Linked DNA regions of Homo sapiens: region 2 is linked to region 1. Evidence: read pairs that join two places in POLR2A ChIA-PET (ENCODE). Cell type or tissue: OCI-LY7. All regions are shown on one strand. Links, peaks and the distances in the headings refer to the core of each region. The heading gives the core; the rest is flanking DNA.

Region 1 (15,376 bases), core at 4,445-9,444:
GGTGTTTTTGGACAAAGGCTTAATGCACTCCAACCTGTGTGGTAGGAAGGCACAATGAAACACATCAGTATAAAAACCCTCTTCTTCCTTTTTCCCTTTCCTTGGCACTTTGCCATCACCACCCGCTGCCATCCACAATACCCCTGAAACTCCTTTCACCAATGCTGTTTTTGTGGTTAAATGCTGTAAAACTCAGACACAAAATTATTATAATTACACAAATCAATAAGTAAAACACCATCAACCTAAAAAACAAATGGGTGAAGGACAAATGAAGAAAGTTAATCATTGATTATCAGACTTGAAAAAGGATTTTAACCCTCTAGTAATAAAACTGTAAAGTATTAACAAACCATTTTTTGCATGGATATTTAATTAAAGCTTTTGCTCAAAATGTTGACACTCCCAATGTGGGCAAGATGTTGGTAAAAATATAAATTGTTTGATTTTTATTGGAAGCCATTTGGTTAATGTCAAAAGAGTAAAAGTATTCGTTTGAGTGACTATTTCCACTTTGGGGAATTTACTGTGAAAAAATACTATATCTATTTGAACATGGAGTAAGGTTCATGATCCTCAGAGAAGAAGAAATCCCTTATATTTGATTCCTTACAATAATTATGAAAAACAGTATTACCATACTTTCACTTAATTATTTGGCTTTGAACAGTTAAGTACAGTTTAGTGAGGACACATTGGAATGATCTCAATCAATGCTAGCTCATGGATGCTTATGGCAGTCAGCTGATAGAATTAGTTAAAAAGATGACTAAGTAGTTTAACAGAAACGTAGTAACTATTTTTTGGGTCTTCCAGTGCCTTCAAGACTGCAAGTGTTTGATATTGTTTAAACAAATCTATCAAAGTAAATGTTTTGTTGTGGAGATCATGAATATTCACTTACAGGATAAATGGCAAAACAATGATTCTAATATTATGTGAGTATGTATTGTGTCTCAAAGTAGGTATTAATAATGTGCCATCATTGAAACAATTTAAAATTATGTTTCTAAATCTAATGTGCCTCTTAATTTTCAATTTAGCAAAGTGAGTTTCATATACTCTGGAAAAATATTTGAGGATAAAAAAGTGGCTCTAGTGGCAACAAATACATTGATTTGAAATGCCTGTGAAGAATTTAAAGTTATTTTATGAATTATTAAAAGGAAATAGCAGTATTCAAAATTGATATATTATTTTATATAATATGTAATTTTAAAATATGTGTGTTTAACTGTATTAATACATTAAAACATCTAAAGTAGAATTGGCTAATTTCTCTATAACCCTAAAGTTTCATATATTCAAGTTGGACAAAATTCTTAACTTTGAATCTTCTAATTAAGAAAATAGGAGCTTACTTTATTATATGTTTATATATATTTATACAAATATAATTGTATATTTGTATATATACCATTTGTATATCTGCTGTGGTTGCTGCAGTGTTTAGCTTATGGCTATTATTGCTATTAAAATACAATGCTCACCTGTGACCCTCCCTGCCAACCTCAGAAAAGCTAAAGTCTTCCTCCGTTTTCATTACTTAAACTTTAGAATGCATTGATTTCAGGTCACATACTGAAATATTCTTGAGATTGAGTTGTGATGGAAATAGAATGAGGGCATATAAGGAATGGGATGTGGAAGTGGATCCAAATCATCATATACATATATGATGACTTTAAATAATGAAAAAGTTGTAAGTACAGGTGTGTTCATCATAATAATTTTCATAGTAGGAAAAATTTAGAAGTTGCCTAAATGCTCAACCATGAAGAGAACTGATTGAGTAAACTATAATGTAGCTCTAGATACAATATTAACATAGCTTATTAAAATTATTGAATAGGAAAAATATCCAATAGCATGGAAAATTGAATATGTAATGGATACAAATGTGTATATGGAGTATGATTACATATACAGAGTATATGTAATATATGTATATGTAATATACATATATGGAGTATATGTAATACACGATTACATACACAGAGTATATATAATCATATACATACAGTATATAATGAATTCTAGGAGGGAAAGAGCTCACTGAGTTTAGCTCCCAACCAATGTAGACAACCTTCCCAGTGTAGTCATCCACCGAACTCATCCACTGACAAGGATGCTTGTTTCACTGTTGAATGGCTATCAGCTCTTACAAAGCTATTCCTGCTATTGAAATGAAATTTCTTTCCAGGCATCTTTTTTCCTCTATTGGGCCTAATTCTGCTGCAATGCCTTTCCCCATGGTCAGGCTAATGTTCTCTCTGGTTGTCTGCTCCAGCTGGACTTCTCCCTGGACAGAGGAAAAGAAGTGTCCACTGTGGGAGGCTCCAGACTCTCTGTGTATGATCCACACTGAACCTCCAAACAAAGAGAGAACAAACCTCTGTCTTTCATTTTGGGCAGTGTTCCTCAGGCTTGGAAAATTCTGCTGTGGTTGCTGCAGTGTTTAGCTTATGGCTATTATCTTTATGAAAATACAATGCTCACTAGCGACCCTCCCTGCCAATCTCAGAGAAGCTAAAGCCTTCCTCTGTTTTCATGACTCAAACATTAGTACGAATTGATTTCAGGTCATTTCTTGAGATTGAGGTTTGATGGAAATAGAATGAGAACATATGAGGAATGGGATGTGGAGGAGGGCCCAAGAAAATGGCCCAGACAGATGAGGATGGGGAGCCACAGATGACCTACTTCACTGTTTACAATGGGCGGACAGCTAGCAGCTTCCCGAACTATTGCCAAGACTCTGCATCATTCCAGCCACAGTGAAGCACAGTGTGTGTGTGTGTGTGTGTGTGTGTGTGTGTGTGTGTATTCTGCACTAGCACCCCTTGAATTCTCATATTTTCTTTCAGAGCTCCGAAGGAAATACACATTCTAATACTAACGGTGACATTTTCTGAGGAAGTCAGGTTAATATGAATTCACATGATAAATATTCTGCATCCACATCATTATTTTTCTCCTTGCAAAAATGTTTCTCTCCTTGCACTTTGTCCTCTTCCTTCCTATCTTTCTTAGCCTTACTCAGTAGGCAGTGCACATCAGGGACCACTTTCTTGGGGGAAAAAGTTAAAAAGTCTGCACACTTAGGGGTGGCCAGGGTACCATCTGGTACAAATAGTTGCAGTACAAGGACATTCTTGCAAGGCCTGGCACAGACTAGTGATGATATCCTGATAAGCAGAATCCCCATTCACATTGCTCTACATGCAGAGAGGGGCCTATCCAGGGTATGACCATGATGTGGGAGTCACAGTTGGGCAAGGACAGGGTATAGGAAGGCATTATGTCAAAGCTACAGGTAGAGCTGCAGATTTTCCTAGTGTACACGTAAAGTTGTAATGCCAACCTTCCAATAATTCTTTTAACTCTGTCTTAGCCTTCTTATGGCTTAGTAGTAATCTCTTAATTTCCAACATAGTGAATTAAATCCCTGGAGATGCTCGGGAGAAAGTCTCCTAGTCTTTCTCTTTGACAGTTGTTAAATGATTGATGGGATCACACGTATGGGAATATCTAAGAAGCTGATTCTCACGCTGCGTTCTGGTGGAGGCTTCCTGGGTAGTTGGTTGTTGTGACCCACATCTGTTGTAAATTGGCTCAAAGCCTGCAGGTTTTGTTTTCTGAATTGGAAAGGAACTCAAATGTGGGGTGTTAAGGGTACAGGGGACCACAGGATGTGGACATTCTGGTTCTCTGGTGCCTCATAAGGAAGATGCATCTGTTAGATCAAGCAGCTGGTGAGAAGACCAAGTCAGCAGTGGGCACGGGCAGTTTCCCAGCACTCAGGCCCCATCTGTCCCACCACTCTCCACTTTTTTCTTAGAATATGAGCTTCTCCAGGTTTATTAGCCAAGCTGTATAGTTAGATCTGACTGCGGGTGTCAGGGTGATGGTGTAAATACTGCTGAACAAGGAGATCCTTCCTCCATATGTGATGGAGACCAAATGTCTTTGGGTGTGGAAGACAAAGAGTCATGGCAGAATTATCCTAACGCTTCCTGGCAAGCAATTTATCCAGAGAGAGTCATAGTAGGAAGAAAGCTTTTCCATTGTTTTTCCATTAAAATAGAGGTTAGTAAATCTTGGTACAAAATTGTCTCCCCTCTACACAGTCAATTGGCATTGATAGCTGAGTTAATTACTGTATCTAGGAGACAGTCTCAATTTTTATCATTGAATTCTGTGTATGCAGAAGCAATGCACAGGAACTGGGGAAATATATTCAAATGGAAATATAGAGTGATTTAAGACTTGCTTTATACATAGTCTTTGGCATCTTTGTGTTGGAGAGGGGAAGGTTTTCATCTGGAGTCACATTCACTTATGCCACTTTGGGCCTCCACACTAACACAAGAGTGTGTTGGCTTGTACTTGGTTACTTCTGAGTAGATGAGGCTTGCCATAAACCCACTGGAGAATGAGGTATGATATTAGGAAGACAAAAGTAGACTACAGAGTTGGAGTCGTCTAAGGTGACAGTGCTTTTTCTTCCATTGAAGGTGTATGATCTGGATATCTCCCATTTATAGTCCACAGAACTGCTACATTGGAGTCTTTACCCAGGAGCCTCAGAGGACTCAAATATCCTGAAGAATCTAAGATTCAGTTCTGAGCCTTTACAGGAGCAATATGTTGATAGCTCAACCTTTTCCAATAACAAGTCACAGTGATGAAGTAGCTGGACCTGGATTTACGCAGGAACTCCTTAGTCTTTTGGAGCCAGACACTTTTAAGGGTCATAACATCAGTGGAGTTCAGGCTCAGTCTCAAAATGCTGCTCTGAGAAAAATGCTCACAAACGTCGCAAGGTGGTGCTAAATTTCAGACACACATGAGTTTGGGGTGGGACAGAGAAGCAAGCAACAGCAACAACAAAAAAACCCTCCAAAACAGAGTAAGGAGACCCGTTTTACATCACTTTCCTATTGAGATATAAATGGTCTTAGAATGATCATTGTTGGAGGTGTAAGGCTCAGGGTGGGAGAGAGTGGGAGGAGAACTAAGAGGTGGGAAATTTGAAGAGAATCAATACTCTGAGTAGATATCAAAGTATGATTTTAAAAAATATAGGCTCAAGGATTAAGAACAGACTGAGATATTTATAAATAAATGCTGCAGAAAACACCAAGTGAATGACTGGGTATGGAACAATAATATTGAGATCTTTTTTTTTTTTTTTTGAGACTGAGCCTCACTTAGTTGTCCAGGCTGGTCTTGAACCCCTGGCTCAAGCAATCCTCCCACCTCAGCCTTCTGAGTAGATTGAGAGTGTCTTTTGCTGATGTCCTGTTCCAAGGCAGTGCAGGCTTGAGCTCTTTGCTCCTGACAGCTGCCTGGGATAACAGAGAAATGAAGGAGGAAATCTCTTTATAAAGGTTTCTAAAGAAATTAAAAAAATTAACTTGTACATTGACTTTGTAATGGAAGTGAGAACATACAGGAAAGCCCTTTGGGGAGTTAGCTTTAGAAGGGAAATACCGGGAAATACAAGTAAGACAAGGCACTTACAGAAAAAGTAGAAATTTCATGTTTAATAAATGGTCAAATTTAACATAGCTCTGAATATATAATTTTCCATTAGAATATTGGTAACAACATTGCAGTAAACTTGAGTCTGGGTACCCCGCACTGAGTAAAAATGGTAGATTCTATTTTGTGTGAGTTCAGTCAAAGAGACATGGGGGACAATTAGTCCGGTCTCTGCTTCTGTTGTTTAGCAGAGCCTCCAGCCCGGAAGCACACTGAGATGTCTTGTGTTTTTCAGATCTTTAATTTTTGAATGCTGTACTGTACCCAAGGACCTCGCTTTTTTTCACTGTGCATATGCATGATGTGGGACATCCCATATTGGAGACACAGATGACTTATTGAAAGCCCTGCCTAAGACTTAATTAATATCAGCATTTCAAGTAGCTTGCAAGATTGGATTCTGTGGCTATATACTATAGGAATATAGACTTCCTGGTCTTTTTCTTACTGCCTCCAAATATAACCAGATAATCCTCTGTCTGGTTTCTTGGGAGCCACTTGTATCTTACTTTCTTGCAGGAACATTCTAAAGGGTTCCTTCAGAAAACTTGGGAAAGTGTAAGACTAAAGACAAACCACAGCCTGAAGCCTAGGCTGCTGACTTGAGCACAGATGGGAGAATGTTAACAGCCAAGAAATATGAGGTCTTTGGCTCTTTTCCCAGAACTGCCAGGCTAAGACCTTGGCAGAGACTCAACAGGAAACTGAACTCTATTTGCATATCCTTTTATACATGGGAGATTAAAAGCTTCAACCTTGAGTGATCACAGTTTTTGAGAATCATGATGAGGCATTAAAGAAGAGGAGGAGTGTCTCAAGGGAGGTGAGCTGGAGGTGATGCAAGGTAGGTGTGAGGTTAGCCACGACTTTCAATCCCCTTTGATTAATCAAGAGTGTATTTCGTTTAGTTCCTTTTTTCGATTTTATCCTTACTGGGTCACATAAAGGAATCAGCTGCAGGAATCCATACTCCTGTATCTCAGGAATCTTTCAAATTTGTTCTCCTATGTCCCACGGCTTGTTAGTGCTGAAGGAAACTTAGAGACAATCTAATGTGAACTCTTTACTGTACAGATGAGAATCTGAGGTGCAAAGAGGTTAACTGACTTGTCTACAGTCACACACAAAGTGAAGAGTAAGAGTTCTGACACCTGAATGAATTTTTTTCTTTCCAGCAGACTGCTAGCTCTTTTTAGCAGGTGGAAGTTTCCTCAGATCTCAGAAAGCTTCTTTCCAATGTGTGATTTGGCGCAGATATCCTGAACTATCTTTCCTCATCAGAACATGCATTTCTGGCAAGACAGTGGCTCTCATTCCCTGGCTTTTCCCCCCAGTTTCCCTAGATCAGGTCCCTATAATTCTTTAGTGGAAGAAGCCAAAGAACAGGAATTAGGCTATTTATCCTTGGAATTCATTTAGAAAAACTTGGTTTTTCTTGGCCAAGCACTACAGTGAAAACTAACTTCATGTAGACAGCATGGGCCAAATGAGGATGGACAGCTGACTCATCACAGGTCAGTAATTAATATTATAGTTTCCCTTTTAAGGATGGGAGAAGATCTCTGTTCCTAAATGGATGCAAGAATTAAATGTGTCCTAGAGCATCCATAAAGCTGGGTAAGGATGAACTTTCTGAAGACTGAGACTCCTTTGTGCAACTCTTGTCTCAGACATCTGAACCAAGTTTGTTGGAGAAGGTTTGATGTAAAAAATTCATTCATGCAGGGCGTGAGGTCTCATGCCTGTAATCCTGGCACTCTGGGGGGCCGAGGCAGGGGCATCACTTGAGCTCAAGAATTTAAGACCAGCCTGAGTAATATAGGAAGACCTTGTCTCTACAAAAAATTAAAAAATGACCCAGGCATGGTGCTGCACACCTGTAGTCCCAGCTACTTAGGAGGCTGAGGCGAGAGGATCACTTCAGCCCGGGAGGTTGAGGCTGCAATGAGCCATGGTCATGCCTCTGCACTCCGACCTGGGCAATAGAGCGAGACCCGGTCTCAAAAAAAAAAAATTACTCTCCCTGTTACTATTGGTGAAGCTGACATTGACCTGTGTCACCTTCATCTCTGCAAATGAAGGGCAATGAGGGCATCATCTCTTGTTGGGGAGCTAGACCCTCCCAGTGATGGTCTTGCCTTTGGGACCTTCACTATCATTAGTGCAGGGAAAGGATTTAGAGAGGTTGTGTGGGAAGAACATTCCTGAGGAGGTATTTTTATAAAAAATGTGCTGATAGGCACTTTAGATTTCTTGGTTTGGAAAAATGCTGGTGGTCATTGGCCATGTTCTCTCCCATTCTAGCTTTTCTGTCTTTTCTGTCTCCTTCTGTCTGGAGTAGAGGGTGAAACCGCTCTACTGCAGACCATCGGGTGCTGAAAGGAATGGAGTTAGTATTATTGAGCACCTCTGCTTTGTAGTCACTCAGGTACTTACTTGCAATTATTTAATTTGATCATTATGATAACTCTATGCAATTATTATCCTTATTTTGTGGATGAGGGAATAGAGGGTTAGAAAAGTTAAAGCAACATTTTTCAAGGTCACAGAACTATGAAGTGAGGGGTTGTGATTCTATTTTTCTCTGATTCCAGAGCCTATGCTTTTTTCACTACTAAAAGAACTTACTTATAAAAACTCATATGTGTCCGGGCATGGTGGCTCACATCTGTAATCGTAGCACTTTGGAAGGCCAAGGCAGGTGGATCACCTGAGGTCAGGAGTTCGAGACCAGCCTGGCCAACGTGGTGAAACCTCGTCTCTACTAAAAATACAAAAAATAGCTGAGCGTGGTTGTGCCTGCCTGTAATCCCAGCTACTCGGGAGGCTGAGGCAGGAGAATCACTTGAACCTGGGAGGCAGAGGTTGCAGTGAGCTGAGATTGTGCCATTGCACTCCAGCCTGGGCAACAAGAGTGATACTCCGTCTCAAGGAAGAAAAAAAACCAACAAAAACTTATATGCAGTTTATAGCCCAAATTTGTAAACTTGTCCATTTTAAGGTAGGTGAAAGGATCTTGCCAAAGTTAGGGGCAATTTGCAATTCATTGTTTTTAAATTTGACACACATTAATATTTTTGTGAATGATTAAGGCTATTTATTTTTGTATATCGCTTTACCTACCTGGACTGCATTGCCACCTAGAAGGTGGCAGGAGGTAGTTGTCTGGAATGTGGAGAACACTCCGCTGCCATTTTTCTTTCACTTTGGCATGATCACATGGTTTACCCTTTCTGTCTTTTCTTAGCCCTTGACTTCTAGGATATTGGAGGAAAGAGACAGAAGTACAGTATATCACTTTACCTGTCTGCACTATATGTGTGATGTTGGAAAAGTCACTTAATTTCTTCATTCATCAGTTTCTATGTCTTCAACCAAAGAGGTGGAGCCTGATGGTAATTGGTTTCTCATTGCTCTGACACTCTGAGTGTGCATATGTGGGGGTGGACGTCCTCCATACAGAAAGCAAAATGATGGTTTTGATGCTGAGAAATGGACTAGCTATGAACTCAAAGATTTTACATTGATTCTTACTACAGAGGTGGGTTATTGTTATTGTACCAGTTCTCTAATTTCAACGTACAGAGGCAGCTACACTGGCCTTCGTGGTTTTTTTCTGTGTCCTTATTTATGAACTTGGTGCATAAAACCCTTCTTCATTTCCTTAGATGACTGAGGCAGTTAATCCTTTATTGATCACTCACGATTATAACACAGGTGTTATGCAAACACAGTGAGGTCTTTATGCCCGAGGAGGCCTTCGCTGTGACAGAGCTTCTGACAACACACACTCAGGCTGTGTCTCCTTTGTACTGTCCCTGGGGCTGCTGACTTCCCTTCTCACTGCCTCTAAGTAAAACTTCTCACTCCTGTCAGGTGGCAGGTAAAGACAGAAACTGACTCTAGGGCCTACCTTAGGCCGTGTGATCCCAGCACACTCAGAGGTCCTGGAGGGTGAATCCCTAAAGCTGAGCTAGGGATGGTAAAGGCACTCCAGCCTTCTCCATAGTGGCTCCACAGTCCTCAGGTTTCTCTATGATTGGCTTTTTGGAGAAGCCAGAAAAGAAAAACCAAGAACCCCACTGAGGTGAACACATGATTGATTTCAGCTCCACAACTGAGTGAGACAGTTTTTGGGAGGCACATCAACCTGCAGGTATAGATGAGGCTGCAGGTTCTTTTCCGGGGCTGCTAGAGTGGAGTCATCTGGGGACCAGTGAGAGAAATGCATCACTCACTTTGTATTCTTATCCCTGTGGTTGGGGAAGAAACACTCACCAGTCCACAGAATGTGGTCACGTGACTAGGGAGAGACTCAAGGCAAAGGGCTCAAAATGCCATGCCCCATTTTCCGTTTGTCAATAATCAGTGCTGTCATCTTCCTGTTCATGTTGTAAGTTTTGATCTTTTCAGGACTGCTTCCTTGCCAAACCCTCGCGTCCACTCCCCAACACACTTTGTGCTAATTAATGGCATTTCATCGCTTGATTTTGAAAAATGAAAGTGTGAACTACTTGTGAAAGAGCTCTTAGCAAGATAAGAAAGAAAAAATGACTCCTTATCTCCCTAACCTACAGAAAAGCTGGTATGATTATGTCTTAAGAATGTGCATGAAAATGTTATTTCTAACAGAGGGAGTCCAGCAAACATCCACACTCCAAATACTGGGCTCCCTGCCTACACGCAGGCCTTTGCTGAAATGTCACCTTCTTATTGTATCCCTTCTTGACAACCTGATTTAAAATTGTAATTTCTGCAAGCCTGCTGACAACACTCTCTCTCTCCCCGCCTGTTTTACTCCTCTCCATGGCAATTATCTCCATCTGACATATATTTTACTTATTTTATTTTGTGTTTATTTCCACTGAAATATAAGCTCCTGAGATTCTGAGAGCTGTGCTTCCATTGTGTCTAGAAAAGCGTCTGGCACATATGAGGTACTTAATGAATTGTTACTGAGTGAATGCTGCTATATTCTATGAAAGCAACTTTAATTTCCAAAAGACTGTACTTTGGGTTTTTTTTCTTAATAATTTGTTGCCCTAGTAATATATTTAGACTGACATTTCTTTTCTGAAAGTTATAAATACTCATGCAATTTTGTCCTTAAGCCAGAAAGATAATTTAAACTTTCCCTATTCTCCCATATGCATGCAGGTAAAAAGAAAACTTATGACTGTTAGATTTCTTATTTAAACATGGAGTTTGAGAACCTGGCTTTATTTAAATTAATACAAGCAATTGCATGTTGGCTTGACTTCCTTTGCCCTGTCACTGGGTCTTTTTTCTATCAAGTCGAGCATGCTGGGTGGCACACTGTTCCACTGGCTGACTGTTGCCTTGGAGCCTTGCAGCATCCAGGGCACGCCTTCAGAGAATCCCTGCAGTGTTTCATGCACTGGAATGTACGCTGTTACCGCTCATAAACCTATGTGTTTGTGGATGTGTAAATTGCTAAAAAGCCCAAAAAGACCCAGTGGATTCTGTATTCTTGAAGAATACCAAAATCATTTGGTGGCAGTGGTGATAAAGTGAGAGGGAGTTAGGAATCGCCCCTTTGTTTAGGAAACTGTGTTATCGTGGCTTTTCATTGTGAAATAGCATGCCCCAGCCAGTCTGTTTGGAGAGAAGCGTTGCGAAATTCCTTTGTGAAATAAAACAGAAGTGTTTCGCTTTTTCTTTGACAGCCTCAGACTCAGGGCTGGGACCCTTGGGACTCAAAAGAGAGAAAAGGTGGAGAAAAGAGAAAGCTACTATTTTCTTCATTTTGCCCCTGCTAACATCCAATGCACTTAGGAGCCTCGATGTCTGCTCTCCAAGAGTAAGTTATTTGGTGTTCCAGAGTACTCTATAATCAACTCTTCAGAAAATCTTGTTACGGTCAGTAGCATTTTTTTAGTGGGTAGATGAGGCTTGGGGAGAACATCTCAGAAGGCAGAGTCCGCACCAGCCTTGTGCACCACTGTGTCCCTGGCATCCAGCTCAGTGCAGGGTACGTAGCACTCACTCATATGTATTTCATTCCCTCATTCATTTAATACATTTATTGAGTGTCTGTTATGGGCCAAAGTTATTCTAAGTGCTGGAGTTAAAGCAGTGAACAAAACAGACAAAAACTCATCTCTGCCATCAAGGACCTTGTATTCCAGTGGAGAGCCAGACAACAAAATATAAACAAGTAAAATATGTAGCATGCCAAATAGTGATAAATGCTGTGGAGAAAAATTAAGCAGATATGAGAGATGGTATTTACTGAAAGAATGAATAAAGTGCTCTGACAAAAAAAAAAGCTGTATAATCCTATCATTTCAATTAATATTTTAGGGTAATGTGTTGAATTGAAGAGTAGGAAAGGAGCTTTGATTCTGAGTTTGTTCACCTTGTCATTATGGAAAATTTATCATTGAATATGTATTGTTTAAGATACTGCAGTGGACTAAGACCCTAACTAAAGCAGAGACATTTAGTTAGAAATTAATTTCTATTCTTTACACGGTGGCTCCTGCACCTTCATCCACCGCAGTGTTTTCTGGTACCCGTGTGCTCACTTTTGAATGCAGAGAATTGTGGTTGTCAGATCTCAAGCCCCATTGCTGCCTCTGTATAAGTGATAAGTCGATGACAACGGAAGAGACAAACTTGCACACTTTGCTTGACAGCAAAGATATATGTGGGTGGTAAAGTCACCAACTCTATGGACCTGACAGAAACCCAGGGAATTTTTCTAGCTCTCATTATGCCGGCCTTGGACCCCTATGGTTTTCGCTCCAGGCAAGCCCCTGAAAAGGAGAGGAAAAGGCAGTGAATCCATGAGCACCCCGAGGATCTAAGGGAGTCCAACAAGAGACTACCTTTGACAAGCATCAGAAGGAGGGAATATGTGGGCCAGTCTCTCATGTTTCTCATGGTGTACCCTGGGAGAAAAGCTGCTGACCTAGGGGTGGTGCTCAGGAGTGTGAGTGGCAGTGGGCTGGGGAGTAGCTGTCTTCCTTCAGTCAGGGGAGTGAGCCATCTCGGGAGAACAACCTGGAAGCTGAAATTACAATTGGTGTTTTAAAGCAGGGGAGAGGAGGCAGGGGGAAGGAGTTGAAGACCTCCTACTATCCCTTCTTCTGGAAACTGGCCAAGGAGTCAAGAGCAATCTTTGCATGAGCAAAGATGACCAGACTTCACATACCTGTTCCCAGCCATCCTTTACATGAGATGTTGCTATAGGTAAGGTATTTCTTTAGGACATTCCGCAGCTCCCAGCCCAGTATCCCAGCCAGGACAATCAGGCTTCAAGTCAGATCCGGATCCTGGCTCTGCTTCTGTAAGCAAGCTGTCCAGCCTGTCTGAGTCTCAGTATCCTCACTTGCAAAACAGAAAGGATGATAATGACCTCACTGAGTTGTCATAGGATAAGTGAGTCCATACCTGTAAAGTGGCTGCATTTCGTTGGTGCTCAGTAATTTAGTTCACTTTCTTCTCAATTATTCTTCCTTGCAGTTTGCTTTTTCTTATAATAGGTAACATTTATTAAATAGCTACTATAAGCTATGCAATTTATTTACTTTCTATAATTATATATTTTATAACACAGTGAAGGTAGAACTCTTATTATCCCCATTTCACAGATGAAGAGATGCAGATGATTTTAGAAGACAGTGTGAAGCTTGTGTCAGGATCACAAAATCTCAGTTAGAAAACACTTGAGAGGTCATTTGGGACCATTGTTCTGTTGTCCCAGTTTTTTGACAGATGGTCACGGGAGTATCAATTGGAACAGGTTTGGTGGTGAGGGCACAGCCCCTGTTGTCCCTTGGTTCTGACACATCCTGAAGGTGGCTTTCTCTATGGGTCCCCCATCTCCCCAAATTACATGCTGTGTCCTCTGGTGCAGCATCAAGAGTCTGAAATCTGTCACCCTCCCTTACTAGCTATGCTACTTTGGGCAAGTATTTTAGGTTTTCTGTGCCTTGGGGTTCTCATTTGTAAAATGAGGACAAGAATAGAAAGTAAATACTAAGGTTGTTGTGAAGATTAATCATATAACACACGTTAAGTGCTTAGAATGCTGCCTGGCACATAGTAAGCACTCAACAGATATTAGTTATTAATACGGAAGACATACAGTCTTATGGATTTGTCCAGATATTTTTTCCCCTCCTTCTCCTTAGAGACACTCTTCCCAGTCTCTGTTAGAGGGAGTCACTTGGGGTCTTACTAGGAATCCATCTTGCAGGCGTTATAAAACCATGGCTCCACAACTTTGACATCTGCATAACCAGTTTTCCAGATGTCATTCTTTTTCCAAATCATGATTTCAAACTAGGAGAATAATTGTATCCTCTCCATGTTGGAGATGCACTCCACCTTCTTGCCTATCATTTGTTCAAAGAAGGAGAATTAGATCTGAGTGGCAGGCAGTGGGCTTGATGAATCATGACAGGCCCTCTGTTTAAATACATCTGGGGAAGGCTGGGTCCAAACCCCTTCCAAGATCGTGGAGCTCAGAGTGCTGTATCTGGATGGGGATTTGGGAACCCGATTTTGTCCAAGGGCAGAGCCAGTATCCAGGGCCTTGCAGACCGTTCAACCAAAGAAGTTGCCCAATGGGGTGGGGCAGAAAGGTAGAAGGCAGGTTCCAGGCCTATGTTGGGATCATGCATCAGGTCAAAGTGAGTGAGTTTGGGATGAAGAGTAGAGAAGAGAGATTTTCTGAAGGTTTAGAATATAGCTATTTGGGGAGATAAATGATAAGAGCTCATGGGGGCAGTCATGACTAAAATGCATGGAACAACGACACATTATAACATATATATATAACATGTATTATATATATGAAAGGTCAGGCAGAATCATGAGAGGAGAGAGGATTGGGAAGACACTTGGCAAAACAGTGAAAAGCCCTGACTGAAACCAAATAAGGTGTGGCAAGCCCTGTCAGCCTCTTTGTACTTCTGTGGAAGATATTTGACTAGAGGATATTTGACTAGAGGGGTTTGTTGAAGAACATTTTGTGTAGACGTTGCCTGAAGTAGTCCAAAGAAGCCTAAAAAATCCATTTTGGGTTTAAACAAATATTTTTACAAGTGTATTGAGGTATACTTGATGTGAAATAAACTGTACACATTTAGAGTGTCTAATCTGATGAGTTTGATATGCCTGTACATCTGTGAAACTATCACCGCAATCAAGTCACTGACCATGTCTATCACCACAAGTTCTTATGAGGTTATTTAACAAGGTAAGTGGTAGATTTTCTAGATGAGGACAGAAGGAAGGCTGATTTCTGCCACAGGTTCAGCCTTGGAGTAGAGAGCCCCGTCAATCATCTAAATCTGGAAAAACACATTGTTCAAGATAAAAGTGCAGTGTTAAATTGAGCTGTCCAAAGAAGGATAAGGAAGTGCCAGTGGAAGCAATTTTTCAACGTTTTGTTTCTAGCACATGTGGAAGTAAAGAGATAGAGAAGAAAGGGAGAGCAAAACACCATATCCAGCTTGGGCCCAGGAGTGTGAGGCTGCAGTGAGCTATGATCACGCCACTGCACTCTAGCCTGGGGGACACAGCAAGACCCCGTCTCATGAAGAAAACAAAACAAAGCAAAACAAAATATCCAGTCAGTAATCATCAAAACAACAGAGCATGCTAGAGATGCTAGAGATGTAGCCTTTCCTTCCATGTTGGGCAAAATGACAGGTAGTGTACATATTTGATCTGAAGGAGGGAGAGGAGCCTCCCCCCACTGCCAGTCCTTTTCCTCTAGAACATGTAAATTCAGAGGCATGTGGCTGGGGAAAAACTGGATGTCACCCATAGTTGTAAATTGTAAGGTGCCTCCTTA
Region 2 (15,376 bases), core at 4,745-9,744, 99 kb before region 1:
TTGGATTTCTGCATATCCCTGTTTGAGGCAACACTAAATCCAAGCAGGATTTAGGCACTTCCTGTGATTTGTGCTTTCATCCTTCCCTCTTTACCACCTAGAATTAGGCCAAGGCATCCAAAGCCCTTGGATTCCTTTATTTCTAATGACCTTGACTCAGACAAGGCCCTGCCTCTGTGAAACCCTACAATTACAGAGAAAAAAGTCACAATAATTTCCATAGAATTTTTGAAAGATGGGAGGAAACAGAGACCATGCTGTCTACTTCAGAGATATGAAAACTGAGGCTCAGGGAGGTCATGGCCTGCGCCACAGTCCTGAGCTGGGGCAGGAACTCAGTACTTGGTTCCCTAGCAGGTGGGCACTGTCAACACTCAGCTTATCTCACACTGGGTTTGAGGGTCACTTAGCAAAGAGCTGTGTGGCTCCACCAAACTCAGGGTGGGAGTAAAGGGCTGGGGCCCCTCCACTGCTGTGCACTGACCATCAGCACGGTCTTGGACAGATGCTAGACCCTGGCATCAGGTCCCTCTGCAACATGAGCAAGATGTCCCCACGGTCCCCTCCAGCTCTCACTTTTGTGGTCCTTTGTTCAATCTGAAATCCAGCCTCAGGGAAGATCAGGGGCAGCTTACATGAGAATGGGAGTGTGGTCAGTGGAGATGCAGAGAAGGGGAGAGTGAAAGAAACCAGGGACAGGCAAAGATTTGGGACAGTGGCCGCCTAAGGTTCTTCGATATAGCACTGATGAATGGCATGTCCTTCCCCCGCTCCCATGGAAATATGATAAGAGGCTCTCCAGCACAGGGTAGGGATGGGGGTGGCTGTGGCCATTTGTGCAGGAGGATCCCAGCTCACTTACTTGGTATGACCACCACTTGGTTCCCCTTCCCAAAAGCGAGTCTGTTGTTCCCATAGTCACACTGTGTAAGTGTATTACAAAAACCTCCTGGTTTTGCCCACCCCTTCTCTGAAGACACATCCCCTTCACAGTAGCTCTAAGATCTGGAAACCCTGAAAGGCGGATGCTAAAGTTTTCCTTGTAATGGGTGGTATGAAGACTTGAAGGAACCTCCCTAAAGGGTATAAACAGCACCAGACCCCACTGCTACCTGTTGGCCTTCATTTTCCTCATCACAGCTATCAATAAACACAGCTTTGGCTATTTCTCCTTTGGGAAAAACAGAATCTTCATAAAACTTCATGAAAAACATTGTATCCTACATAGGCTGGATGGGTGTGAGTATTTCTAAAGATACCAGAGAGCAGGCGGGCATTTTCCTACTTCATCTGCCATGCCTGAGAAGAAGGTACCATTTTCCTAGTGACATGTGCAAAAATGTATTTTTCACCTTGCCATAAATGCACACTGTGCTGGAGCACATGCTAAAGACATGCCTCGGCATGACTCAGAGTCACTCCATCCTCTTGGGGCTGAGTGAGAGTCTTGGGTGACTCACGCCTGACTCATTCCTGTTTCTGTCCTCACCCCCGCTCAAGGATGCTAACTGCCAAGGGGGCTTTTGTCCTCAAGAAAGTCAAAGATCTCAGCACAGAACAGACTCAATTCCGTTTCCAGAAACATATTTGGGGGAATCATGTGTGTTCTCTGCCAAAGAATGCGGCTGTGCATGGTCATACCTGTCCTGTCTCCAGCCCTCAGGAAACCCACCCCCCTATCTTGGCACATACACATATAAATTGTTGTTAGACTTTTTATTATGAGTGCTTAGTTTCTCTGATAAGACTGGAAGTTCTTGAGATCAGAAGCCTAAGATAGCTTAGGGTTTTAAAAATTCTTTTCTTTGTTTCTTTCTTTTAAAACCAATGATGATTCCCTGGTTTGTTGATGATACTCAATAATCATTTACTGAATTGAACTGACTTTTACTGTGCATAATTATTGGGACAGGGAGGCCAGTTTTGGGAGAGGTTAAAAGCTAAGTATACTCTGGGTAAATGTGAGCTGCAAAATCTAAGTGCTTAGGCAAGGAAAAACCAAGGAAGCATTTCTAAGAGAGATAATAAGAAGGCGGTATAAAAACCAAAACATCGTGAGGTTCATATGACCCTCAGCAGAGAGGTGGGAACTGACGAACAAATAAGAAACTTGACTCAAAGGAAATTCAAATATTTCCCTCCTGATATCTTGACAATAATTCTCCTTAAAGGTAAAAATAATAATATGGCAGAAAATGTATATTTGAAATTAGCAGCATTGTTATGATTAATAAGAACAAAATAGTAGTAATAATAATCTATTATAGACCAGAATAATTATATCCATATATGCCCAATATTGAGGATAGGGCTACACATTTCTGCAGATTTGACTTACTTGGACTGACCAGAAGTCAGGTGCCAGTTCCAAATACAAGTTTCTGAAAGCCTGTGTTCACACTCTGACATAACTCTGTACAAAATGGGACCCTGTCACTGGGCCATAGCCTAGGATTGCCAAGTCACATGCAAGTTAGTTACTAAGGGTGTTTCTATGTCTGCATGCATGTACCAAAGTGGTAGGAGGCATCTAATCTTACTATTTAACCTTAATTTTCCTAAGACCATTGGAAGATGACAACAAATCAGATAGAACCCAACTGAAGATTCTGCTTTGTATACCTTGGGTTATATAAAAATGTCACTAATATTCAAGTTAAAAAAGTTATTAATATAATTACAGAGTTTCAGTTCTAGATAGGACCTAGGGAAGTTTTATCCATCCACACTTAACTGTTTGTTATTATACATGTTTCTTGCAAGAGTGATGCCCATGGATACTGTACAGTGCAACATTATTATTGCCAATGTATCTTCTAATTTAACTGGCAGACAAAACTATGTCCCCTTCCCCCTAAAAAGAAAAAAATCAATGAAAACAGATGTTCTTCAACTGTAATATAAATCAGGTTATTTCATGGAACTTACTTGCTTTAACAAATAGTCTTGTTCCTGCTCCAAAGATAGTTTTGAAGCCTCCAGTATTTCCCACAGTGATTTGCACTGCGACAAAATGGGCCATTTCCTTCTCCTTCCATTTTTACACCACAGCTGGGGAGCAGGTCTAGGGAGCCTATACTAAGGTGCTAGTAATAAGGAGGACATTTTTATACTCCCCTTGTAAAACCTATTTGTTTTTCCTGTTTATGAGCATAACTCACACTTCCTACCTATCAGAAGTTTAGTTCACCAAACAGCAGTCACAGAATATGGCCCCAGGACCAGGATCTCCAGGTTCTAGTCCCAGCCCTAGTTCGCACTGACCTTAGACAATTCAGCCAACCTCTCTGGGTCTTAATTTCCTTATTGGGAAAATAAAGAGGGGTGAACTAGATATTTTGAGGCTGTCTCTCAGAGCTAAAGTTCTATGTGCAAAGTGCCTTCACCCTGCATTTCTCTATAACTCACAAAGGAGTCAGGCTCTTGTAGATCAGTTATATTGGTGGCTGGTCTGCCTGGGGAAAATACAAGAAACAGCGAAGGAAAGGGACAGTCAGAACAAGGGAGTGGCTGCAGCCAGCTCCCCTCTCTTTTCTCCCTATTGGGGTAAATGCTCCCAGCAACTCTGTACTTTGTTTTGTCATTGAAAGGGGAGGAGAACTCTTTAGACACTTGGGGCATCCATGTCAAGATTTCCCGAAGCACCCTCTCTAACTCACAGCAATATCTAAAGTAGAAAAGATAAATTCCAAGCATTTCACCAGTCACTGTGATTGGCATCACCTCTCATTTCTAAGTAAACTAGAGCACAAGCTCTACGACATCATGCAGTAGAAAGAGCAGGGCTTTCAGGTGTGGTGGCGCATGCCTGTAACCCCAGCTACTTGGGAGGCTGAGGCAGGAGAATCGAATCGCTTGAACCTGGGAGGCAGAGGCTGCAGTGAGCTGAGACTGCACTGCACTCCAGCCTGGGTGACAGAGCAAGACTCTGTCTCAGAAATAAATAAATAAATAAATAAAATAAAATAAAATAAAAGAAAGAGCAGGGCTTTTTAGTCAGGCAGGCAGACCCAAGTTTAAATTTAGGCCCTTTACTTACTAGCTTTGGGATCTTGGGCACTTCCTTCTCTGAGCCTCAGTTTCTTCTTTTGTAAAATAAGATACTTCCCCTTACCTCACAGAGTTATTTCAGATGAACAATTCTACATGTCATGCATCTAGCATCGTATCTAAACATGGTAGGGACTGAGATGGTGGTTATTATTTCTATGTTAAGTTAGGTTGTTGATTAACAGGGCTATTTCCTGAGGGTCATAGAATTTGTTTATGAAATACTCACAAGATTCCATACTCTCGAGTCCTATAAACTCTCGGGTGGTATAATAGCGAAATCCCAGAACAACAGATTTTGAGGGCTTTGACCCCCTCATCCACTGGAGGAGTCTGAGGTGCAGAGAGGGGCAATGACTCGTTCCAATATCACACATCCAGTTGGGACCAAATCAAACCTAGAACTCTGGACCGAAACAAGAAGCCCTGGGTTCCTTTCTCTGTACTTCACTGACTCTTCTTGGATGATGTTTAGCATAAGGGGGCACAATCTCTGGAATGAATTGGGAGTGGTTTTTTTGGGGCATGGCTAAAATGACCTTGAATACCCTCTTCTAAATGCACCACTGAGTCCATGGCAGTGGAAGTAGAAAGGATCTATTTGATCATGACGGTGCAATTTTCTGCTCTTCTAGCTCTTTTCTTCCATTGAGCATCGTTTAGCTTAATACTAGTATTAAAAACTCTCACGTTGAAGAGAGCTGAAAATCTCATATCTTGGAAAAAGTCTTAGTGGTTAGCTAAATTCCACCCTAACGAAAGCATGCTTATATAGCCTTTGAATACTTTCACTAATTTATCTGGATGTCACAATTCTTAATGCTTCAGTAATAGATTAAAAATAAGATACAATGACAAAAATTACATCACCTTTTCTTCCACTTATTGTCACCAGAATACATTTTGTAATTACCATAGAATCTCATACTTACTGAGTTCCACTTTTAGCTGAGTGCCTGTCCCAAAGGTGAGTTTGTTTCCTCCTCCCGTGAGTATCACAGTGTTTGATGCCTCACAATAAACTCCCTTTTGTCACTTCACCCCTCTTCTTGATGTGCTCTAATGAGTTAGAAAACACTCAAGCTTTAAAATAGCTATTGAGTTACTCCTAGGAGAAAAAAGTGCCCCAAATGGGATACATTCATAGACTTTTTGTACTAAGAGGCCAGAGAGGCCATTGGACCCACTTCCCCATTTACAGATAAAGAAACTGAGGCTTAGAGGCAAGAGATCTGGTCTAAGTTACATTGCTAGTTGGCAGCAGAGACCAAAACATGGCTCTATTTGAATCCCAATCTAGCATTTCTTCCTCCCCACTACACGCTCAAATGTACTGTGTCATTTGCTTAATTTTCTTCTTCCCTTTGGCCTGGAAACCTGATTTCTTTGGGTGTTTAACTTCAATTAAGCAAGAATTTATCAAGTATTTACTTTTGTAAAAGGACCATATCAGACACTTCATGGAATATTAGAGACTGTCTATTCTCAAGGATCTTTTGGTTCAAATAGGCAGATATTCTCAGTAAGAAAAGATTTCTGTAGCTGCATAGGTCACAGATTGTCTAAGATTCCACAGCTAAATTTGGGATATGGAGGGTTAGAGGAATGTGAAGGGTGCCCGGGGAGAGACCACAGTCTAGGCTTTAAACAGGAAGTGAGTCTATTTCTGGAAAAACCACGTTTGTCCTAATTGTCTAGGGTATTACTCCCTTCTCCATCCTGACCTAGTGAATTAGTTCTACTGTTATTTCCAACTCTTCTATTAGCTATTTTCATTTTTAAATGAAGAGTCCATGGAGGCTCAATCTTAAATTCACAGAACATTGATAATAAAACAAGGATGATGAAATCCATGAGGATAACACGCAATACATATGGAAGCCTTAAACCAGATAGGGGGAAAACATGGGTGGGATGGGGTCAACATGTACCTGGAGAGACTAGAAGCATAGTCCCCTTCCCAAAGGTGAGGGTGCTGTATCCTGAATTCACACTATAGCAAATCCCCATACAAAAATGATTTGCAGTGTTAGGTATTTCAACCCATGATCTACTTAGGGAAAAGGAAAGAAAACCTTCATTTATGAGCCAAATGGATTAATAATCTGCATATATTCCACTACCTCATTTGGGCTTCAACTGTGCCATGAGCTTAAATATTATCCTCATTTTACAAATGAGGGATAGGTGATCTGAGGCTGAGCAGGTTGGGCCAGCACTGCTAACAAAGATGTAAGTATCCTGGATCCACAAGACACTTTGGCAGAGGATGGATAAATCTTAGGAGGAGCTTTCAGAGAAGAATCCTCTTCCTTGTTCCTTCTAGAGAGGGATTACAGCTATATTAGGGTTCTTTTGCTAGAACCAGACATCAGAACTCTAGTAACAGTGCTCCTAAAAAACTCCAGCTCATTTTGCATTATACAATCATTTCCTGAGACATGAAGACATTTTACCCTCAATCTTTCTGTTGCCTCTCTGACACCTTACTTACCAGGCCTGACCAGCAGTCTGGTCCCACTCCCGAAGATCAATTTATAGCTGCTATCCATCCCACAGTGTTTCTTAGTCAGTCAAAAACACCCAGAAGCCCACACATCCTTTTCATACCTAAGACCTAGAGATATGGCCTTTTCACCTACAAGGAGATACGGGTTACATTTTCACTTCCTTTTTACACAGGCCATTTGACTCAAATTTGGGGTATTTACTGCATATCACTTGAAATGAAGTTTCTACCTGCCCAACTCTCTGGGTCTGTCGCCATCAAATTCATGATTTTCAACTCCATTTATCCAACAGATGTAGCTAGCCCTTCTTTCATTTCCATTACAGTTATCAATTTTTAGATTCCTGACATAGTGTCACCCCTAATTTTAACTTCAATCAATCTGAAACTTCACGGAATAGCATTCAGATCATCATGAGTGGCAGCTTCCTGCTCCCCCGAGTCAACTCATTTTAGAAGCTCAGTGACTCAGTGGTAGCCTTGTTACTTACCTGAGTCCTATCCAGCCCCCAGAACCAAGCATCCCTCTGATTAAAGGACACCCACTCTGCTTTAAGCTTGGTAAAAAGTACCACTTGTCTTCTCTTTAGTTCTTTTCTTTGCAAATCTACTGTTTTCCATTGGCTTCACAGGCAATGTCTTAGTTTTTTTTGATATTAAGAAGAAACACACACTGGACAAAACAATACTAAGAACATGCTAAAGGATGTTCTTATACAATCCTTTTCAGTCTCCTGAAACAGCCAGAAAAGAGCAGGCCCATAATATCTCTTTATGTGCTCCAAATGTTACGGTCTGAGAGAAGACAACACAAGGAAGAGGAAAGCATAGGAAATTGGACTCACTTGGGATGACTTGGAGCTTTGTTCCAGTTCCAAAGGTAACTTTCTGGTAACCCCCAGAATTCACACTGTAATGCCTGCCTTTACAAAATGACTTCCCTTCCCCTGCCCTTTTCATTTGGGTAGCATTTGAGCCACTATATTTCAGTAGAAGAGAAAGTGCTTTTTACCAATGCCTAGGGCTACAGATCACATGTAAATGGCTATTTCACTAAGAACCTACAAATTCTCATGTTAAAAGAATTCTAAATCTGACATAGTTTTTTTTTGTTCTATAAACAAATAATATTTTACATGTGGATAGCATTTAAGAATTTACAAAATACTTTCACATATATTAGCTTATCTTTAAAATAAATATATACACCTATTATGTACCCACAAAATTAAAACAAAAAATCTGAGGTGATATTAAATGTTTTCATTTTATAGATAAAGATACTGTGGCCCAGATTCACTAATCAAGCCAGGTCAGCAGAACTGGAAGTGCTCAGCCAGACTTTCTGCCTTTTTCTTTAGGATCAACTCTCTAGGCTCTTTCAGTCTGTTGCGTTTGGTTCATCCACATGGCTATTTTTTTTCACAGCTAGCTCTTCTATCCTCTGTGCCATTACTTTAACATTTCTTCCTTCATTGGAATCCACTTAAGTCTGCATAAACCATTAATTTCTTGACACTTGGGCCTTCCAAATACTGCAGTAAGTTTAGTGGGTCTCAGTAGCCACATTAAGCCTCCTACTTTAGTGACATATTGCCTACTTACCAGGTTTTACTGATAATCTTGTCCCACTCCCAAAGATGAATGTGCTATAAATCACAGCACTGTGCTGCCTGACAAAAATGACCGAGTTACCTTGATAATAGATTAATGTGGTTAGCATGCAGCTATCCTCCCTCATGGGAGCTCTGGCTGGGATTCCCCCTTTTTGATACTGGAATAAAGACTAAGCCATGGAATTAAGCCTGAGAAAGCCTCTTTTCAGGGCACCATAGTGGTACAATAGATGTAGTGGAAAGCCTGAGAACAGTCCAAGTGATATTCTCTAGACAACTCTGAAACTTATTTCTTTCGAGGAGATTTACATAATTTCACCAAGTAATCTTGTTTTACTAGCCAAAGGATAGCAGCTCTGACCCCCATTTTTACCTAGGAATCAACACCTGTACATAATCTCGTTTTACCACTGTTTAGCAAATTGCTCATATCCTTGTAGATAATCTTTCTTTCTTCTATCAATTAAAATTTTTTTAAGAGCATGGAATAGGACAGGGGCTATGGTTGGAGTATTAGGGGTGAGAGACAACATCCAATTTTCCCATGTGTTTAAATGGCTTTCCTCATCAAATGTCAATATTCCTTAACTCAAAGAAATAGGAGGCATTTGGTCACCTGTGCAATATATGACTACAGGATAAGTACAAGCACTATGATCAATAATTATCAGGTACTTACTGGAACTCACTGATAAGGTGGTTCCCTTCCCAAAGATCAGAGCAGTTCCTGCCTGGTTGGCACAGTGAAATGAGGCCCTGCAAATACCTCATGTACCTGCTCACTCAAATCCACCTTGGATATAACTATAAATGATGGAAATTTGCAAAAATCTCAGTAGGTTTTAGTATTTGGGTATGAAATAGCAAAGCTCTGTAATTTCATGAAAAAGAGCGGCAGTTGGTGCTAAGTCCTTTATTCACTCAGTAACTGTTCACTGAACACCTCCGATGTGTAAAGACATTGTGCCGGCACTAGGGATACGGTGAGAGCCACTTAGACACTGTCCCCGTCCTCCTGGTGTCTACGGTCTAGAAGAAGGCAAACAATAAATACACAGATAGTATAATGTTAAGTGATGAAAGTGTGTGAATTAAAATCAGGCTAAATAACAGGGTAGAGAGCAGCCAGGCAGTGGCTGTGTTTGATGGCTTGTTAGATTGGCTGGGTAAGACAGGCCTCTCTGAGGTGATGTCTAAAGTGAAGTCTAGGCATGGAGGAATTAATCATCATCCCTTTTGCGATAAATGGAGGGGCTGAAAGAGCAGATCCTGGATCCGAGTCACACAGAGTGTCCACATGGACACTTAGATCATGTCTTCTCCCTGCTGAAGTGTTAGATGTAAAACTAACCATGTAAATTCCTGGTTAGAAAAGGTAAAGTAAGACCGATTTTCTCTCTTCTCTCAGAGTGACTTTGGGATGTTATCTGGGCACCTGGAAGCTTTGGCCCTGGCCATGGAGGGCACTGAGGTTGCAGGGGGCTGCCAGCTGCAAGAGAAAGTGTTCGCATTTCAGAGCAGACTTCTCTGATGCAACTGACCACTGGGCTAAGGAGACGTCTTCCATACTGCTTCTCTGTTAAGCTTCCATTCTGCTTCCCTGTTAACAATGCAAACTGCTACCTGGCAGAAGTGAGGATGGAGAAGGCATGAAGAATGCTCTGCTCCCCATGCAATATGGATAAATCGAGAACATTTGGCAGTCCACTTAGATTTCCAAAAAAGCTTATTACTTGTCTCAAAAACTAATCAATTAAGAATTCATTAGTAATAATACTTACTAAGATCCACCTTTAACATGGTCCCCCTTGCAAAGAGCAGCTTCTGGCCATCTGAAAACCCACAGTGATCTATTGTACCACAAAAACCAAAGGATGCTTCATTTCCAAGCAGAGTACTTCTCCCAGGGTTCTTTTGCTTGGTTGAAACCTAATCTAACACTAAGCACATATTTAGCTAAACTCACGAAAAATTTTAAGCTCACGCACTCTTTGGAATGGTGGGAAACTTCAGAGACCATTTACTGTAAGCTCTCAACTTCACACATTTCTCTCCTGAGTGACCTCAGGTTTCTGAAGATCTCCAGGGAAGGTCTTGTTCACCAATTCTCATGTTCCTTTTTTTTCTTATAATTAGAGAGGTCCACCTTATATCCAAACCTAACCATTTCTCTGCCATGGCCAAAGTCCATTAAACTTGTTCACCTTTAAGTTTACCCTCAAATGAAATTTTGCATAAAATCTAACTATTAAAAATCATGAGGCCGGGCGCGGTGGCTCACGCCTGTAATCCCAGCACTTTGGGAGGCCGAGGCGGGCGGATCACGAGGTCAGGAGATCGAGACCATCCCGGCTAAAACGGTGAAACCTCGTCTCTACTAAAAATACAAAAAATTAGCCGGGCGTAGTGGCGGGCGCCTGTGGTCCCAGCTACTTGGGAGGCTGAGGCAGGAGAATGGCGTGAACCCGGGAGGCGGAGCTTGCAGTGAGCCGAGATCCCGCCACTGCACTCCAGCCTGGGCGACAGAGCGAGACTCCGTCTCAAAAAAAAAAAAAAAAAAAAAAAAAAATCATGAATCATTTGACCACCCATCTTTTTCAAGGAGATTTCACATATATTATCTCATCTGAATTTCATAGCATCCTTTGAAGTAGTCAAGGCTGGAATAATAATCTCCACATTTTAGGTTAACTGAGGCTGGGAGAGCTTGGTGATCTTCTCATGGCTGCCTAGTGAGTGAGTGGCTGAGCCGGGGTCCATACTGTTTTTTGGCTTCTAGTTGAATGCCTTAATGATTTATTTTGCACACGTTCATGTATTGATCATATTACCTTGCCTTTCAAGTATGCCTCCTTTCTTATTCTCTCCCTCAATGAAAGAGACAATACCATCAACAAAACAATAATCCCCCAAAAGAAAACCCTCCAGCTCAATTCCTTTTCAGAGCAGCGACTTTTTAATCCTCACACACTTTCTGTGAACCGGAAGATAATGGTTACCAATATTTCAGTTACATTAATTGGGAAAAATGAGGGCCAGAGGAAATAAATCAGAATAATGGTTATAGAGGCTGCAGGCTGGTACAGACAGCAATATTTTGAACCTTAGAAATTGTAAGTCCTTGCTCTGCTATTGTAACCATATTCAAATCAACTACTCTGAATAGACAGAAACGCCACGTCCAAGTTCCTCTGCCTCTTGGGAAAATCAGTTAAGAAATGTGAAGAAATAAGAAAAGTACCTTTTACTATGTGCCTTCTCTTAAGAAAATAGATTCTAGAAAATGTCAAGATGACAATATCCTTTATCCATGCTGAATTTGTACATAAGTGCATGTTTATGCATAAGAGCAACATGAAACATTTTAAAGACAAGTTTGAGACATTAATTTGGGCCAATACGGCACATTGAATTGCAAATTGATGACAAGGCTCAATTGTGGGTCAAGCCCCAGTACTCACTTGGTTTAACTAGCACCCTGGTTCCTCCTCCAAAAGTTAGCTTGTTGCCTGCAGCTTTGATCACACAATGATTTAAGGCCCAGCAAAAACCACAGGGACCAAGAAAATAACACTCAGTTGGTGCTCAACAAAGGACATTTTCTATGGTCTTGGAAAAGTGGAGGGTTTGCAATGTGCAGGGTAATCCTATCTCCTAGCACTGTATCCTCTTCATAGAGCTGGAATGCTTGCAAGTGGGCACATATTTGGGTCTAAGCCCTTCACATAGTTATTGTCTACTCTGCTTTGGGAATTCGGATCTTGCTCTGTGAATAAGGATAATATTAATAGCTCTCAACCATAACCTCATTCAGGGGCCCACTTGGCCATTTTTGTCTCACAAAGGCAATTTTCTCTGAAAACAGAAAGCCCTGTAAGCTCCAGGGAGTCTTCAGAGTAAGGCTATTCATACATTCAGAATGGAAATGCTGAATGAACACACTCATATACATGCATGCACTTGCTAACAGGGTTTCTGTATTCAATCGAGTGCCCAGGAAAGGCCCCAAAGAGAGGACGAGTACTTCAGTCCTAGGTCCTCCCAGCTGCCATATCCACTGGATACTGCGGATCAACTTTACTTTCTCAGTGAAAGTTTCAGACCCAGACTCCCTCCAGCTACTCTAGAGCCCATCCATCGGTGAGGCTAAGTGCTGAGGAAGCATGGAAACAGGCTTCTTGGGGAAAGTTTACAGAGAACCACGGAGAGGCCATTCTCAATAAGAAAGAGTGCAGCGACAGATGGAGCCTCTGACAGGGAGACGGCCAAGAGTCACAGGACCCAAGAAAAACACACCTTAGAAAGCTGGTCTAGTTTGCTTGCCCATTCTGGGTGGAGGGCCATGTCCTTCACCAAATATTGTGGGTGGACCAGAGCAGGTGTTTTAGGATGCTCACATGTTTTAGTGGGACCTCCCTTCTTTGCCTTTGGTGGGGACCATCAAGTTCTCTCTGATTCCTGGGTTCCTAAAAGGGACTTTCCATCGCCTTTGTCTCCCTCTGCTTCCTCGTCCTAATCTACCTAGGGACTGGGGTCCTCCAGGAGGGGAAGTACACATATCTCTTTAGTTTCAAGACTAAAGGAGTTAATTCATCTCCCCTTTTAATTTCTCCACAGTAATATTTTCCTGGAATAGAAAGCGACTCACTCACCAGGCCAGACAGTCAACTGAGTTCCTCTTCCAAAGTATAGCCTCCCCAGGGTTGAGCCTCTGTCGGCACAATGCTGGTCCCCTTTACATGAACCCAGCCCTAATGTTTCCCATCCCCTCTCCCCTCAGCTTTGGAGTACAGGGTTGAAAATTTGCCTCCATCCTCCTTAAGCATCTGTAAGTCTTCTTCTTGTGCAGACAGCAGTCTAAGCTAGACAGTCAGTCCTCAGATGCTATATCTCCAGGGACAAGTGATCTGTGGTAACAATAGTCTTTCTACCTTCAGAGTTCCCTCCCATCAGAAAGCAATTACACATCCTTTTGAGTGTGTTTAAATTGGAAGAAACTTTGCTCCCCTGGCCCTATTTTCGAGTACAAAAGGCTGCTCACTTACTTGGAGTGACATTATGTTTGGATCCCTTTCCAAAGGTGAAATTGTAAAATCTTTGATAGCCACATCTGTCCTCTGCAAAATCACCTCATTTCCTTCATTCAACCTCTGAGCCTCCCTTAAGACATTCCCTTTATCTCTTCCTTCTTTTTTTCCTCCTTGATGTCTCCTATTGTTTTCTCATTTACTGCACTGGGAAATCATACCCCACCATCTTCTAGGTGTAAAAATCCCAAGTAGGCTTTAGCTTATGAATAATTTGATGAATTATTTCTTTGGCTATCAAAATAGTAAAAATAGAAGAAACAAGTCTGAGCTCACCTATTAATCCTCCAGGCTTGAGTCATGGGATCTTAGCATTTAGATTTGAAAGGGAGCCCAGAGGTGATTCAATCTAATAGCTAAAATGGCATAGAAGTGCCTTCTGCAACATCTCATGGTTAACCTTAGGGGTCTGGCATGAAGATATCTAAGGAAGAAAAGTTCCATACTTCACAAAGCAGCCTTTCCACTGCAGGGCAGTTCCACTTGTTCAACAATGTTTGAGGGGAGGTTGGGGCACATCTTGCACCTGCTCGTTTTGATTTGGCCTCCACACTCACCCCTTACCTGGTCTACATCGTAGTTCTTCAAATATTTGAAAGGAGTTAACTCTCTCACTTAGAGACCTGAGATAATTTCAGATAATTAGCTCAGTTTTTATCTGACCACAAAGACTGCGCCACCAACAAATGTACCATTGTGAAGTCATGCCTTAGGAGGAGCTGTTCTGAGGTGACAGAGAAGGCGAGGGAGACGTGTGAGGTAGAAAAATTATGGTTCTAACACAAACTGGGAAAGCTCTTAGAATTTAGTTCTTGACATTGCACTTCCTAGGTGAAATTGCTGAAAAACCTACCCACCATTTTGCTTAAAATTATTCTGGACTTTTCTTTCTTACTTACTTGCTCTTACAGTTACTGTGGTTCCGGCTCCAAAGCTGAGCTTGTAGTCGTTAGAACCACAGTGCGAGGTCGCCCTACACAAACCTCACCAAGACCATGGTTAAGAGAGTGGGCTAGGGGACAGGCAGGCCAGGCTCTTAATCTAGCTCTGCCCCTCATCTGCGGTGAGCCCTTGGGTAACTATTTCAACCTCTTTGCTTTAGTTTTACCTTTCACACTGTTTCCTCATCTGTGGAAGCGGAGATAGGTAATATCTATCCCAGAGGGTTGTTAGGAGGGTCAGATGAGTCAAGGTATGAAAGGTGCTTTGCATATTGCGAATGTTGAAGAAATGTTAGTTATTAGAGTATTTTCAAGAGGATCTAATTCTTTTCATCTTTAAATAATACATATAATTTTAATTTGTCATGTCTCCTCTCTGAAATCCTGGACATTCAGGGGTGCTTTAAATTATATCCAAATGCTCTTTTGTTCAGTAGCAACAGTTAAAATTTGGGCATTTTCCTTATAAAGAATAGCACCTTGAGAACATTGGCAGTTTCAGCATGTCTACTCGATCATGAGATTTGTTTACTACATATCTGTTCAAGTGACATATGAATAAGGACTAATAAAATATCATGGGTGGGGACCCAAAATGCAAAATAAAAGAACTGAAATACAGACTGAAAAGAAGAATTTAGCATAATGTGTTGGTAACTTTTTCTTCTAGGCAACTATAACTTACTTGGTTTTACATTGAGTTTGGTCCCAGATCCAAAGTAAAATTTGTTGAAGTTGTACACCATGTTTATTGGCATTACAAAAAATCCCCTGGCACTTCCTAAAAAGGAGACTTGTTATCCAGAGATGACTAACCAAATTAGACCAAGACTAACCCAACCCTACCAGTTCTTTGCTAATTCCCTGGAAAATTTGAGAACCAAAGTGAGGAATGAGCAGGGAAGGCACATTCATTATCAGAGACAGGCAAGATAAGGGCAACTGGTTTTCTTCAGTGGTTTTATTGATTTCTTTTCTTTAGTTTTCTGCTTGGGTTCATTCTTGTGTCCTCTGTGCTCAATGCACACAATATTTGAAACAGGACACTGCAAGTAAATGTTCTTTACCTTTCTCTTTTCCTAATTATAAATGAAAATTCCCCTCAGGTAGACTTAACTAAGGGGAAAATTCATATTCTGCATTTAGCTCCAGGGTGATCTGGAAGCTTCTCTC

The links. Peaks named below come from ENCODE experiments on the same cell type or tissue, not always from the same donor. Only the 100,000 strongest peaks of a DNase experiment are listed, where the experiment ranks them.
Region 2: POLR2A ChIA-PET joins it to region 1 with 10 read pairs; 2 of 35 experiments call an interaction of 5 or more read pairs at or near these places.

The regions. Positions count from the first base shown.
Region 1 is chr14:22,423,681-22,439,056 of GRCh38, reverse strand. All of the region lies in intron 2 of TRD-AS1 (TRD antisense RNA 1), which reads left to right. It also overlaps TRA, TRD, TRDD1 and TRDD2. Among named protein-coding and RNA genes, the nearest start is that of TRD-AS1, 52 kb to the left of the region's middle. RefSeq lists an enhancer at 5,657-5,716. In OCI-LY7, for the core only: CTCF peaks have their summits at 4,623 and 4,823; DNase peaks (open chromatin) are centred at 4,836, 5,766, 6,346 and 9,336; H3K4me3 peaks cover 4,036 bases; H3K27ac peaks cover 4,958 bases.
Region 2 is chr14:22,523,167-22,538,542 of GRCh38, reverse strand. It overlaps TRA, TRAJ21, TRAJ20, TRAJ19, TRAJ18 and TRAJ17, and 10 more genes. Among named protein-coding and RNA genes, the nearest start is that of LINC02332, 26 kb to the left of the region's middle. RefSeq lists an enhancer at 1,197-1,666 and a silencer at 5,368-5,417. In OCI-LY7, for the core only: no CTCF peak of the experiment used is centred there; DNase peaks (open chromatin) are centred at 5,082, 5,286, 6,712 and 6,972; H3K4me3 peaks cover 2,936 bases; H3K27ac peaks cover 3,443 bases.